Linked DNA regions of Homo sapiens: all the other regions are linked to region 3. Evidence: chromatin contacts called from ENCODE Hi-C or POLR2A ChIA-PET data. All regions are on one chromosome and are shown on one strand. The core of a region is the stretch at or near the end of the contact, and the rest is flanking DNA. Distances in the headings are between cores, read along the strand shown. Region 1 holds the start of ALYREF (Aly/REF export factor). Region 2 overlaps BAIAP2 (BAR/IMD domain containing adaptor protein 2). Region 3 holds the start of ACTG1 (actin gamma 1). Region 4 overlaps AATK (apoptosis associated tyrosine kinase).

Region 1 (2,816 bases), core at 274-2,773, 380 kb after region 3:
CAGCCATCTCCAAAACTGATTCCCAAAAAGTCATTTCTTAACCAGAAAACAAGTTGAAATGCCATTGGGATTCAATTTTTCTTTTTTTAAAAAAGAAAAGCTTCAACCAAAGATGGATTTGAGAGTCATGTCACTGACGGGACACGGCGGTGGGGAGTGATAAAACCACAGCGTACAAGGTCTTTATAAGACAGTACTCAAGGCAAACAGAGCCAGAAAAACAGACTCCCTGTGCTTCACAAGATACATAAAGAAGATTCTTTTTCTCACATTAACCCACTAAGACAGGCACAAAATTTAAAAAGCAACTGGGCTGGGTCTAACAGCCAAAAACCACTCACATTTGGTCAGTCTTTGTCCCTGTTAGAAACTGGAAGCCCTGGCAGGGGATTTTCACTCACAGAACCCATCTTCAGACTAACAGCAGCAGTTCCTCAGGCTCAGCTAGGCTCGCACCTGCCTGCGCACTGACCCCGGCTTTACTAGCACTGGGTCTGTCCTGCAGCCCTTCAGAGCTGGGAGGGCTCCCTTCGCTAAGGCGGGAAGGGGACTCAGGGCCACATCCCCAAAATCACGATCCGTCCTGTGCAGGGCGAACGGCTCACCGAGAAGCCCTCGTCTCTTACCTGAATATCGGCGTCTGAGACTCCAAAATCCAGATTGGACACCAGCAGTTTCCCACCTGTCTCCACGCCGGCACCACCGCCGAAGCCACTGTCGAAAAGATCGTGCTGCCACTTGTCGGGAAGTTGTTTTGGCTGAAAAAAAAACCGCAACAAGAGCAGATCTGTGAGTCTCAGTCCAGGGCTTTCCTGACCCTCACGGCTACTCCGGACCCTTCCTCTTCCCGGCCTGAGAGGATCCGGCCGAAACGGGGCCGCCAGCGCTCCCTCCGGCGCTGCAGCTGCCCCAGCCCGAGGCCGCACGGTCCCACCGCGGCCGCACAACTTCAGTTCCCTTAGACTAACTTCCCGCCGCCTGTGCCGCGCCCAGCGTCCCCTCCTCTCCTGCCACGAGGCCCCAACGTCCGGAACAAACAAAGAGCTGGGAAGGGTCTCAGCCTCCGGGACCGGACCCCGAAAGAACGACCTCGCTCCCGCCCACCACCCCCTCCGCGCCCACACGCACCCTCCGGACCTCCGGGCGGCCGCTCCACCAGCCTTATCCACCCGCCGGCCCGGGTCTCCGCCGCGAGCGGCCCCGGCCCCAGCCCCGGCTGGCCCCCTCCCACTCTCCGGCGCGGCCGGCCTCCGCACTCACCCTGCTGTAGGGCGCCGGTCGGTTCCTGCCGCCTCCGCCGGCCGCGCCGCGGGCGATGGCCGGCCGGTTCCGGATGGGCCCGCCGCCTCGATTCACTCGCGCGGCGGCCTGCGCCCCACCGCCGCGGCCGCCCTGGGAGCCGGCCCGGCCGCGGCCCCGGCCCCCGCCCCGGCCGCCTCGCTGGCTCCGGTTCAGTTTAATGATGTCGTCCAGAGACATGTCCATTTTGTCGGCCATGGCGGGCGCGGAATCGGGCATCGGCTCGAGCCCGCGCGTCAGCACGCCGGCACGTCACTTCCGGCGCCGCGTGAGGCCTTCCGGTGCCACGGCCTCGGAGCGGCTGCTGATTGGCCGCTGGCGGACGGCTGCGCGCGCGGGACGGGGTGAGGCGGGGAGGCGCGTGCGCACTGGCGTGCGAGACTCGGCGGGCGCTGTTGAGGGAGTCGGGCCGCGACTGTGGTCGTTTTTATACCTTCCCGCGCGGACGCCGGCGCTGCCAACGGAAGGGCGGGTAGGGCGGTGCGTGATTAGGTTGGCGAAGGTGCGAGGGCGCAGGGGGTGGGGCGGCGGCCGTTGGAGGCGGAGCCTACGCGCCCCTCCCTCCCCGCACGCTCCGCCCGATCGGCCAGGGCTGGGGGCGCTGGGGGCGCTACGGGCGCGGCGGGTGCCTGGGAGCTGCTGGGAGTCCTTGTTTCCGCTCCCGCCCAGGACTGTGCGCTCGGCTCGCGGTGGGGTCCGGCGGGCGCGGCTTCGGCGGGCGGCAGCCGCTGCAGACGAGCTGCGGGTTGGTTTTTTGGTCTCCACCTGCAGCCCCCCCAAGTCTGCACTGTCACATTTTGCCAGTCATATCCTTTACAAGTTTTCTTGCGGGCCGGGCGCGGGCCTCACGCCTGTAATCCCAGCACTTTGGGAGGCCGAGGCAAGAGGTTCGCTTCAGCCCAGGAGTTTGAGACCAGCCGGGGCAACATCGTGAGACCCCCATCTCTAAAAAAAAAAATGAGCTGGGCATGGTGGTGCACTTCTGTACTACCAGCTACTTGGGAGGCCGAGGTGGGAGGATTGCTTGAGCCCAGGAGGTCGAGGCTGCAGTGAGCCGTGGTGGCACCACTGCACTCCAGCCTGGGCGACAGAGCCAGACCCTGTCTCCAAAAAAAAATTATTTTTGCAACTTATTAATGAAAACCAGTGTGCCATTTCATTGATTTTTTTTTTTTTTTTTTGAGGCAGTCTCATTCTGTCGCCCAGGCTGGAGTGCAGTGGGGCGATCTCGGCTCACTGCAACCTCTGCCTCCTGGGTTCAAGCGAGTCTCCAGCGGCAGCCTCCCGAGTAGCTGGGACTACAGGCACGTGCCACCATACCTGGCTAATGTTTGTATTTTTAATAGAGACAGGGTTTCGCCATGTTGGCCAGGGTGGTCTTGAACTCCTGACCTCAGATGATCCGCCCGCCTTGGCCTCCCAAAGTGCTGGGATTACAGGCATGAGCCACCACACCCAGCCCATTTCATGGATTTTAAGTTGTTTTGAGATACTTGCTTTTGTTTTTGTTTTTTGAG
Region 2 (2,700 bases), core at 132-2,631, 410 kb before region 3:
TGGGGTACAGCCTCTGGGCTCATGGCTCTGCTCACCCGAGGCACTGAGGACCCCCAGCCCCAAGCCTGGGTCCCCAGCCACCCAAGACCACTGTGCCACTGGGCCCCTAGGCCACCCAAGACAACCATGACACTGGCCCCAGGTCCAGCAGCTGCCATAGCTCGGCTGTCGTACGTGGACCTGCCACCCCTCACCCAACCCAAACCTGCCCTATCTCTTTGCTTCCTGGGTAGCCAGGGGCCCTGCCTGGCTCTCAGGTGGCCTCCCCAGTCCCTCCCTCACTGCTCCAGAGTGGCCTCCCTGGGACTCAAACCTGGTCACAGGGTCCTCCCCTGGCTCCCAGGCTCTTGGTGACCTGTGCCTCTACCACCTCTGCCTGCACCCCTGAGCCACTGTGGTCCCAGGTGGGGCCTTGGGTGGTGGCCACATGCTGCTGCCCTCGTGACCTCTGAGAGACCCCTCTGCCCGTCATCTGTTGAGGGCCCCTCCTTGGGCCGGTAGACTCTTGGCCCTGTGTTTCCCGCTAGGCGTCCCCCGGCACAGTCCTGCGGCCCTGTGTCTCCCGCTAGGTGTCCCCCGGCACAGTCCTGCGGCCCTGTGTCTCCCGCTAGGCGTCCCCCAGCACAGTCCTGCAGCCCTGTGTTTCCGGCATCCCCAGCCTTGTCGTTCCTTGTGGGGGAATCCCGCCCTGGGATCCGCCATGTCCCAGGACCAAGCCTGGCCCTGCTGAACCAGGAGCGAGTTCCTCAGGGACGGGCTGCAGCAGCCCCCTCCATGGATATCCTGAGCCCCGATGTGAGCAAGGGGATCCCCTCCTAGGAGGCTGACTTAGCCCCCAGAGCAGGCAAGGCCCAGAGGCCAGACTCCCCACCGGGAACAGGCAGGGCCAGCAGGCCCCTGTTCACCCATAGTCCATGGGTAGGAGTTGGGATGGGATCACATGTGTCCCCTGGAACATTCTGGAACATTTCAAGAGTTTCGAAGATGTAGTTCCGGAGCCAAGCCCACCAGGGAGGCCCTGGTCATGTCTTTCTAAAATAAAGGGTTGCAGGGATCCACGGGCTATACCTTGACACTTGTTCCCCCCACCCACCACACTCTCATGTACGTGCGCGTGCGTGCACACACACACACACGCACGTGATACAGAACCAGTGCTCCAGTCCCCACAGCCTGGGGACAGCCAGGAGACAAGTGCTCTTCCCTCCCTGGAGAGGCCCCTCCTGCCGGCCTGGGCCTGCTGGGCACTGTGGGCAGGTGCAGGCAAGGACAGCAGCAGCACCTTTGACCCCTGGAGGCAGCCTCGCTGCTGAAGGACTCAGCGGTGACAGGCTGTGCTGCCACAGCTGCCAGGCAGGGAGCGCTGTGGAGCGCAGGCCTCCCGCCTGCTAGACCCAGGACAGTGGCGGGCGTCTGCGCCCTCTGGCGGGGGCCAGGCCCCATGACGGGGCCAGGGAGTGAGAGCGGGGCTGTCAGTGGCTGGGGTGCTGCCTGCAGGGATGGAGGGCGGGGAAGCCAGGCTGCTTGCCGCAGGTCTCCCAGGAGGGGTTGCGGGATGTGCCTGCGGTGGCAGCAGCTGACCTCCTGGGCTCGTGGGCCCCCGGGCGTGTGTGGAAGAGGCCTGTGTCCCACAGACCCACTTAGAGACGAGCCTCTGGGCTGGGGGCCAGGGTGTGAGGGCAGCCTCCCAGGGCAGTTCGTAGTAGCTCCCTGGTGCTTGGGTTTGGGCCTGCCTCGGGGCTCTCAGGGTGCGGGGGTGACGCTGGCTCGTGGCCGCTGTGTCAGGGCCGTGCCGCTGCGAGGTCGGTGTCCCTCGGCCGTCTGCCCTAGTGCTGGTCCCTGCTGGCCTCTCCGCGCCACCCAAGACTCACTCCTCTACCACTGATCTCAGCCAGGGCTCGGCAGACGTTCTGAAGGGCCACAAAGTTTGTGCTTTTGGCTCTGTGGGCCGTGCCGTCTCCAGCTCTGTTACTGCAATGTGAGGGCAGCCATGAATGAATGATTCACAAATCGATGCACAGCTGTGTTGCAATAAAACTTTATTTACAAAACAGGAAGCCAGCCCTCGGGCTGTGGTTTGCTGACCCCTGGTCTGAGCCAGCAGCAGAGGGGTAGGGGTGGCATGGGGAGGACTTGCTCAGAATGGCTGTCGTCCAACATCCTCCGTGGGTCCCCAGCGTGGGTGCCCAGCCACATGTAGAAGGGAACGGGGATGAGTTGGGGGGAGCAGTGAAAGCCGGAGAGGCCCCCAGAGGTGCCAGAGACATAGCAGTTCTGGCCCACAGCTTAAGGGTCTGGGGGTCCCGGGAATCCAGGCCCTGCAGCCTGCTTAGGCCAAATGGCCAGGAGGGGCAGGGGTTACTTGATTAGCTCCCAGGACCCAGGCCCGGCCGGCTCCCAGTCCCAGAACCTTTCTCCATGCCTGTGGCTTCCTCCTCCTTTGTCCCCACTGTGCTCAGCTGGTCTGTGTCCAGCAGGCCGCAGAGTACGCCCGAGGGAGCGCGGGCTCTTGGGCCCAAGGGCAGTGGTTGGAGCAGTGAGCCTCAGTGTGTCTGACGGGGCTGCCTTCCTGCCCTCGGCAGCCAGGCCTGACCCCCACTGGGCAGCACCACCCCCTCCCCCGGCCATCTGGGGCGCCTTCCTGGCACTTTGGGGTTTGCCCACCGGAGTTTGACCTTGTGCGTCCCTGTCCGTTCCTCC
Region 3 (2,842 bases), core at 1-2,500:
GCGCCCAGAGGCGTAGAGGGACAGCACGGCCTGGATGGCCACGTACATGGCCGGGGTGTTGAAGGTCTCAAACATAATCTGAGAAGGGACAAGGGGCGGCTTAGTCAGGGACAGAGACCCACGGCCACCCCATGCTCACACGCCACAACATGCTGCATGCCAGTGTGATGTGTGGAGAAAAGAAAAGAACGCAGGCAGAAACCAAATGAGAAACCTGGAGGCTTCAGGGAGGAAATGCCGGGAGAGGAACAGAGCCTGGAACAGCGAAAGAAACACTTAAATGTCAGAAATCAAGCCGGGCAGAAAATGACTGGGGAAAGGACGGGAGGAGCACGGGCGTCGGCCGAGCCTCACCTGAGTCATCTTCTCTCTGTTGGCCTTGGGGTTCAGGGGGGCCTCGGTCAGCAGCACTGGGTGCTCCTCCGGGGCCACGCGCAGCTCGTTGTAGAAGGTGTGGTGCCAGATCTTCTCCATGTCGTCCCAGTTGGTGACGATGCCATGCTCAATGGGGTACTTCAGGGTCAGGATGCCACGCTTGCTCTGGGCCTCGTCGCCCACGTAGGAGTCCTTCTGGCCCATGCCCACCATGACGCCCTGCAGGGGACGACCCGTCAGCCTCGCCGGCGACACCGAACCCACCCCGCAACGCAGAACCCAGGAGCCCCGCGGCGCCATCCACTCACCTGGTGTCTGGGGCGCCCGACGATGGAAGGAAACACGGCTCGGGGAGCGTCGTCCCCAGCAAAACCAGCTTTGCACATGCCGGAGCCATTGTCAATGACCAGCGCGGCGATCTCTTCTTCCATTGCGACCTGCCCGGAAAAGGATGGACTCAGGCGGGCGCGTCTGTAACACGGTCCCCTCCCCACAGCCACCTAATGCCCTCCCGCGGGGAAGCCTCGGCCCTGCCCCAACCCCAGCGGCCGTGGCCTCCAAGATCGCAACCGCCTGGAACCGAAGGCCGGGCCTTTTACGTAACGTCCACGGCTCGGAAGTCTGCACTGCGGCCGGGCCCCGCCCTGGACCCCCGGCGCCCCCCCAGCCCCGTCCGCCTGACCCGGCCCACCCCGCCTTTTGTTCCCGGGGAAGGCGCGACGAGGCCTCGGCAGCTGGAAGCGGGGCCAGCCGGGGTCGGGGGGCGCAGGCCTGCGACGTCCAGCTCAGGCCCCGGGGCGGGGCGCTCACCGGCAGAGAAACGCGACGGCGGAGCGGCGGAAGAACAGAGTGCGAGAGCTGGCAGCGGCGACTGAGACCGACCGCGGCCTCCCCCGCCGTTATTTAAGCGGAAGCGGCGCGCCCGCGCGGCCCGGCGGCGCGCGCGGCCCCAGAACATGTCCATATATGGCGATCTTTCCGAAAGCCGGGCACCCATTGGCCCGCCGGGCAGGGACACGTGGGGCCCCGGCCCGCCCCGCCCCCAGCCCGCACCGCCTCCCAACGGCCCCGCCCGCGCCACCCCCGCGCGCTCGCGACCCTGCGCGGGCCGGCGGGCGGGTCTGAGTTGGGGCGCCCTCCGAGGGTCGCCGGGAGGGCCGAAGGGCTGACGGGCCTGGCCCCTCCCCGGGACTGCCGCGCCGTGGGGAGGGCCCTGCTGCGCCCCGAAACTGCCTGACCCGGGGCGGGGCCGCGCCGGAGCTGGGGTGGGTCCCCGAGTCCCCGGCCACGCTGCGGGGCTTTGCTCCCTGGGACGTCCCTTGCAATCTTTCCCCTCGGGCTCCACGAGGATCTCGGGCGCCAGTGCCGGGCTGAGGAAGGGGCGCGGCGGGGGTCCGCGACGCTCTGCGTCCCTGGGCGCGGGGGAGCTCTCAGGAGCCCTCACCTCGCCCCGGTCACCATAGGAAACAGCCCGCCCGTCCCCAAGCGCAGCCACCACCATGCAGGTCCCTCCACGGGGCGCCCTGCCCCGGATCTCCGTTCGTTTGAAGACCGAGGCCCCTTTCTACCCGACCCGACACATCCCTGCCCCTCAAATCACAGGCCTGATTGTCCCCAGGCGCGCGCTCCGGGTTGGGGCTACCCCGCCCCCTTATGTGCTGAGAAGGTGGTGTGGAGTGAGGCCTTTGTTTCATTCTGGTCACCTGTAGACATTATAGGGAAACTGAGGTAGACAATGGGAGCCCTGACTTTTTTGAAGGTCGGCTCCCCAGCTTCGGGCGGTCGGGGGGATACCCTCTTCTGTTTACGATGCTAGTTAAGAGCAGCGATCAGGGCTGGCGTGGGTTTAGCCACAGGCTTGTCCAGGGCGCTCACTCCTCGCCAGGAGCGGCGCCGGTGCTTTGGTTACACCCCGAGAGGCGCCCGGCACTACGGTTTCCTTGTGCGCTGCTGGAATTTTCAGGGTTGGAGCGCCGGCCGCGTAGGGGTGGCAGTGAGGCCGCGCAGTGAGGGGACGGACTCGCCCGAGGTCGCAGAGCGTTCAGATTGACTCGACAGGCTGGGGGGCGGGGCCGGGGTCCCCACGCGGAGTCCGGGGCCCTGCAACGTTAGCTCGCGACCCCGTGTTTGGGAGTGACAACAGCGAGTCAGGGCAAGGCGGCCGGCCCAGCTCACCTGCGGGCTGCAGTCAGCCCGGACGCCGAGACCCGTGCCTAAGGCCCCCGTGCCCCAGGCCTCCCAGGGGTGCTGAGCGCCCCCAGGCCCAGAATCTCCGGGGGCCCGGGCAAGGCTGTCAGGTATGTTCCCTCCCGTGGCGAAGCCGGGGCTGGGCCTCCAACAGACCCACCCGGACTCGCGTCCCTGGGCAGAACCACACAGCCTGCTCGACCCCCGGGTGAGGACTTCCACTTGGGGGGTCCCAAGATGCGACGTCACACACCGAGGGACACGAGGCGGGTGGGGAATA
Region 4 (2,808 bases), core at 289-2,788, 370 kb before region 3:
GAGACGGAGGTTGCGGTGAGCTGAGATTGAGCCACTGCACTCCAGTCTGGGCGACAGAGACTCTGTCCCCCCCAAAAGAAAAGAAAGTAAGTGACTTTCAATTTCTGACTTCCAGAACCTACGATAATAGACTCCATGAAATCTGTAATCAGTGGCCACAGGAAACTCATGCAACAGCCCTTCCAAGGGGCTCCCCAGCAAAGCCTCTGTGGTGTCTGCCCCCAACCCCTGTGCCTCCTGGGACACAAGACAGGCCCAGCAAGGGTGGGGGTGCCATGGAAAGCTTGGTGGCTGGGCAGGTCCCCAGAGGGCCGCCATCAGTCCTCAAAGACATGCTCAGATGCAGTGGCTCAGGCCTGGCACCAGCTGGTCCCAAGGTGGGGTGGTGAGGGTACATCTGCTGTGCACACGTGGCTGGACGCGCTGGGGGCAGGTCCAGGTCAGCTTCAAGGACTCTGCCCAGGCTAACCCTAGAGGCCTCTAGTGCCAGCAGTTACTTACTTTTTTTCTTTCTTTCTTTTTTCTCTCTCTTTCTCCCTCTCCTTCCTTCCTTCCTTCCTTCCTTCCTTCCTTCCTTTCCTTCCTTCCTTCCTTCCTTGATAGAGTCTCACTCTGTCACCCAGGCTAGAGTGCAGTGGCATGATCTCAGCTCACTGCAACCTCCACCTCCCCAGTTCAAGTGATTCTCCCACCTCAGCCCCCCAAGTAGCTGGGATTACAGGCACCTGCCACCATCACCCTCGGCTAATTTTTGTATTTTTAGTAGAAATGGGGTTTCACTATGTTAGCCAGGCTGGTCTCAAACTCCTGACTTCAGGTGATCCACCCACCTTGGCCTCCCAAAATGCTGGGATTACAGGCATGAGCTACCAGGCCCGCTCTTTTTTTTCTTTTTTCTTTTCTTTTTTTTTTTGAGACAGAATCTTGCTCTGTCACCCAGGCTGGAGCGCAGTGGTGCAATCACGGCTCATGGCAGCCTCAAACTCCTGGGCTCAAATAATCCTCCCACCTTAGCCTCCCAAGTAGCTGAGACCACAGCCTTGCACCACCACACCCGCTAATTTTTACATTTTTTTGTAGAGACAGGTCTCACTATGTTGTCCAGGCTGGTCTCAAACTCCTGGGTTCAATCAATCCTCCCGCCTTGGCCTCCAGTTTCAAAGTTAATGTCTATTTGGCCATTGTCCAGCTCTGGAGCATTGGCTCTGCTGAGAGGTTGGGGTGGGAAGAGGCAGAGCCAGCCACAGGGAGCTGGCAGGGGACCAAGAGCAGGGAAGAGAAGGAGGTGCTTGGGGTGGAGACACCCCCACAACAGGCTGCCGGCTTTGAGTCAGTCCCACCCTCCTGGGAGTGGCTTCTCACCTGTGAGCCTCCCTGAGCAGTAAGGACCCAGCCCCACCCCCGCCCCAGCCAGCCAGCCTCCCTGTCCCCGTCCCCCAAAGTCCACTTGACTTGTAACCACCCTATCCACGGAGGTGTGGACGCATCATCGGCGTGACCCTCACGCCCACCAGGTGGCACTCTCAGCCATTTTACACACGCAGTGGAAAGGACAGGAGGCTCCTGGGACTCTGGGCCACACACAGAGGAACAGGGAGGCCAGCTCCAGGCACAGCGTGGCCTGAGCTCAAAACACAGGCGTGGTCCAGGATGGCGCCTACTCAGCACAGAGCTGGGGGATCCCAGCTTGGGGTGCTGCCGTCCGCAGCGTTGCCGGCACACGGCCTTCCCTCGAAGGCCACGGGAGAGTTCCGAGAGTGGCCTGGCTGAGCCTGAGAGTGGCCCCACAGCCCAAGCCCTTGGCCACACCTGGCTCGATGAGCCCCCACCCCCGCAACGTGCACACGTCCCAGGCGGAAGCCGCCTGCAGCAGCCCCAGGTCCCAGGCAGCCTGTGCGGGACCCTGGAGTCCCAGGACACGTCACCTGACCTGGCCCAGCTTCTACAGGGCTGTCCCTAGGACCGGGTGCTCACTGCAGCACAGGGTGGCCCTGGTCAAAGCCAAGAGCTAGTAAGTTTTCTGTGTTGGGTCCAAATGCACTTCCCCTCAACCCCATCCAGCTCTGCCTGGGGCCATGCAGCCCCCACCCCTTGTGTCCACGCAGCCCCTGCCTCCCGTGTCCACGCAGCCTCACTTCCCCCAGCCATGCAGCCCCCACCCCCCGTGTCCACGCAGCCCCAATTCCCCCAGCCATGCAGCCCCGCCTCCCGTGGCCACACCTGGTCCTCCAGCCTCCTCGACCCCTCTGGCTTCACAGCCTCTCTCCTCAGCACGTCGCCCCACAGTTAGCAATCCCCACCCCTGATGAGGCCAGGACTGTGTGGAGTCCAGGGGCCCCACGGTGGGTGGCCATGGGGTGTGATCCCCACGGGGTAAGGCGAGGCCTCCACTCTCTCCACCCACACTGCCTCTTCTGGAACCTTGGGCCCTGCCTGCCCGGGGCTCCAGGCTCTGCTCACCCGTCGGGTGTGCCTGGCATGCATGCCCCGTGGGTGCGGGCGTGACCCCCACATGCTAGCTCAGTCTGAGGTTCCAAGGCTCCCAGCCATTCCCCCCACAACAGCAGGTGCACCCAGGGTGAGCACGGTGCCCAGGGTTGCCCCTGCATGCTTCCTCCACCCAAGCTGCCTTCCTGCAGGGACGGGTGGCCAGGGTGGCCAGCACATAAGGTGTGGCTCTCTGCCCCCACCCCTGTCCCCGCTCGGCCCTTCAGGAAGCTTCCTGCTAAGTGGCTAAGTGCACCCCTCCAGGAACTTGGGGCTCACTCCCCTCCCCGAGGCAGCCTCTTTCACCTTTTGTGGCACCAA

The links. Hi-C counts contacts between places; a loop is a spot of excess contacts on that map. ChIA-PET counts read pairs that join two places held with the same protein, here RNA polymerase II (POLR2A). Pooled maps may share reads with other maps.
Region 1: a pooled map shows a loop between it and region 3 (22-fold over the local background). The contact joins the promoter of ALYREF here to the promoter of ACTG1 in region 3. A Hi-C loop is called at or near these places in 1 of 37 single-sample maps with no recorded cell type and 7 of 50 pooled maps. POLR2A ChIA-PET finds 5 or more read pairs at or near these places in 5 of 52 experiments (GM10248, GM12878, H1 and 2 more).
Region 2: a loop to region 3 is called in a pooled map, with 5 times the contacts of the local background. The contact joins the enhancer-like site here to the promoter of ACTG1 in region 3. A Hi-C loop is called at or near these places in 4 of 50 pooled maps. POLR2A ChIA-PET finds 5 or more read pairs at or near these places in 3 of 52 experiments (H1, WTC11 and activated CD8-positive, alpha-beta T cell).
Region 4: a loop to region 3 is called in a pooled map, with 2.9 times the contacts of the local background. The contact joins the enhancer-like site here to the promoter of ACTG1 in region 3. A Hi-C loop is called at or near these places in 1 of 50 pooled maps. POLR2A ChIA-PET finds 5 or more read pairs at or near these places in 7 of 52 experiments (BJ, H1, IMR-90 and 4 more).

The regions. Positions count from the first base shown.
Region 1 is chr17:81,890,063-81,892,878 of GRCh38, forward strand. It overlaps ALYREF (Aly/REF export factor), which reads right to left and starts at 1,524. Exons shown (of 6, transcript NM_005782.4): 1 at 1,261-1,524; 2 at 627-758. The coding sequence starts at 1,518. ANAPC11 (anaphase promoting complex subunit 11) reads left to right here and starts at 1,661. Exons shown (of 4, transcript NM_001002248.3): 1 at 1,661-1,779. RefSeq lists a silencer at 1,541-2,080.
Region 2 is chr17:81,100,515-81,103,214 of GRCh38, forward strand. The region is part of intron 7 of BAIAP2 (BAR/IMD domain containing adaptor protein 2); the gene reads left to right. Among named protein-coding and RNA genes, the nearest start is that of MIR657, 24 kb to the right of the region's middle. RefSeq lists enhancers at 1,187-1,704, 1,705-2,221. Within about 2 kb of position 1,382, at least 2 of the 41 ENCODE cell types and tissues checked have a DNase peak (open chromatin) inside an H3K27ac peak, as active enhancers do.
Region 3 is chr17:81,511,549-81,514,390 of GRCh38, forward strand. It overlaps ACTG1 (actin gamma 1), which reads right to left and starts at 1,251. Exons shown (of 6, transcript NM_001614.5): 1 at 1,186-1,251; 2 at 684-812; 3 at 355-594; 4 at 1-78. The coding sequence starts at 806. RefSeq lists enhancers at 697-786, 1,997-2,276, 2,307-2,356 and silencers at 1,007-1,176, 1,377-1,856, 2,487-2,676.
Region 4 is chr17:81,141,378-81,144,185 of GRCh38, forward strand. The region is part of intron 1 of AATK (apoptosis associated tyrosine kinase); the gene reads right to left. Among named protein-coding and RNA genes, the nearest start is that of MIR1250, 9.5 kb to the left of the region's middle. RefSeq lists a silencer at 1,414-1,463 and an enhancer at 1,730-2,230. Within about 2 kb of position 1,539, at least 2 of the 41 ENCODE cell types and tissues checked have a DNase peak (open chromatin) inside an H3K27ac peak, as active enhancers do.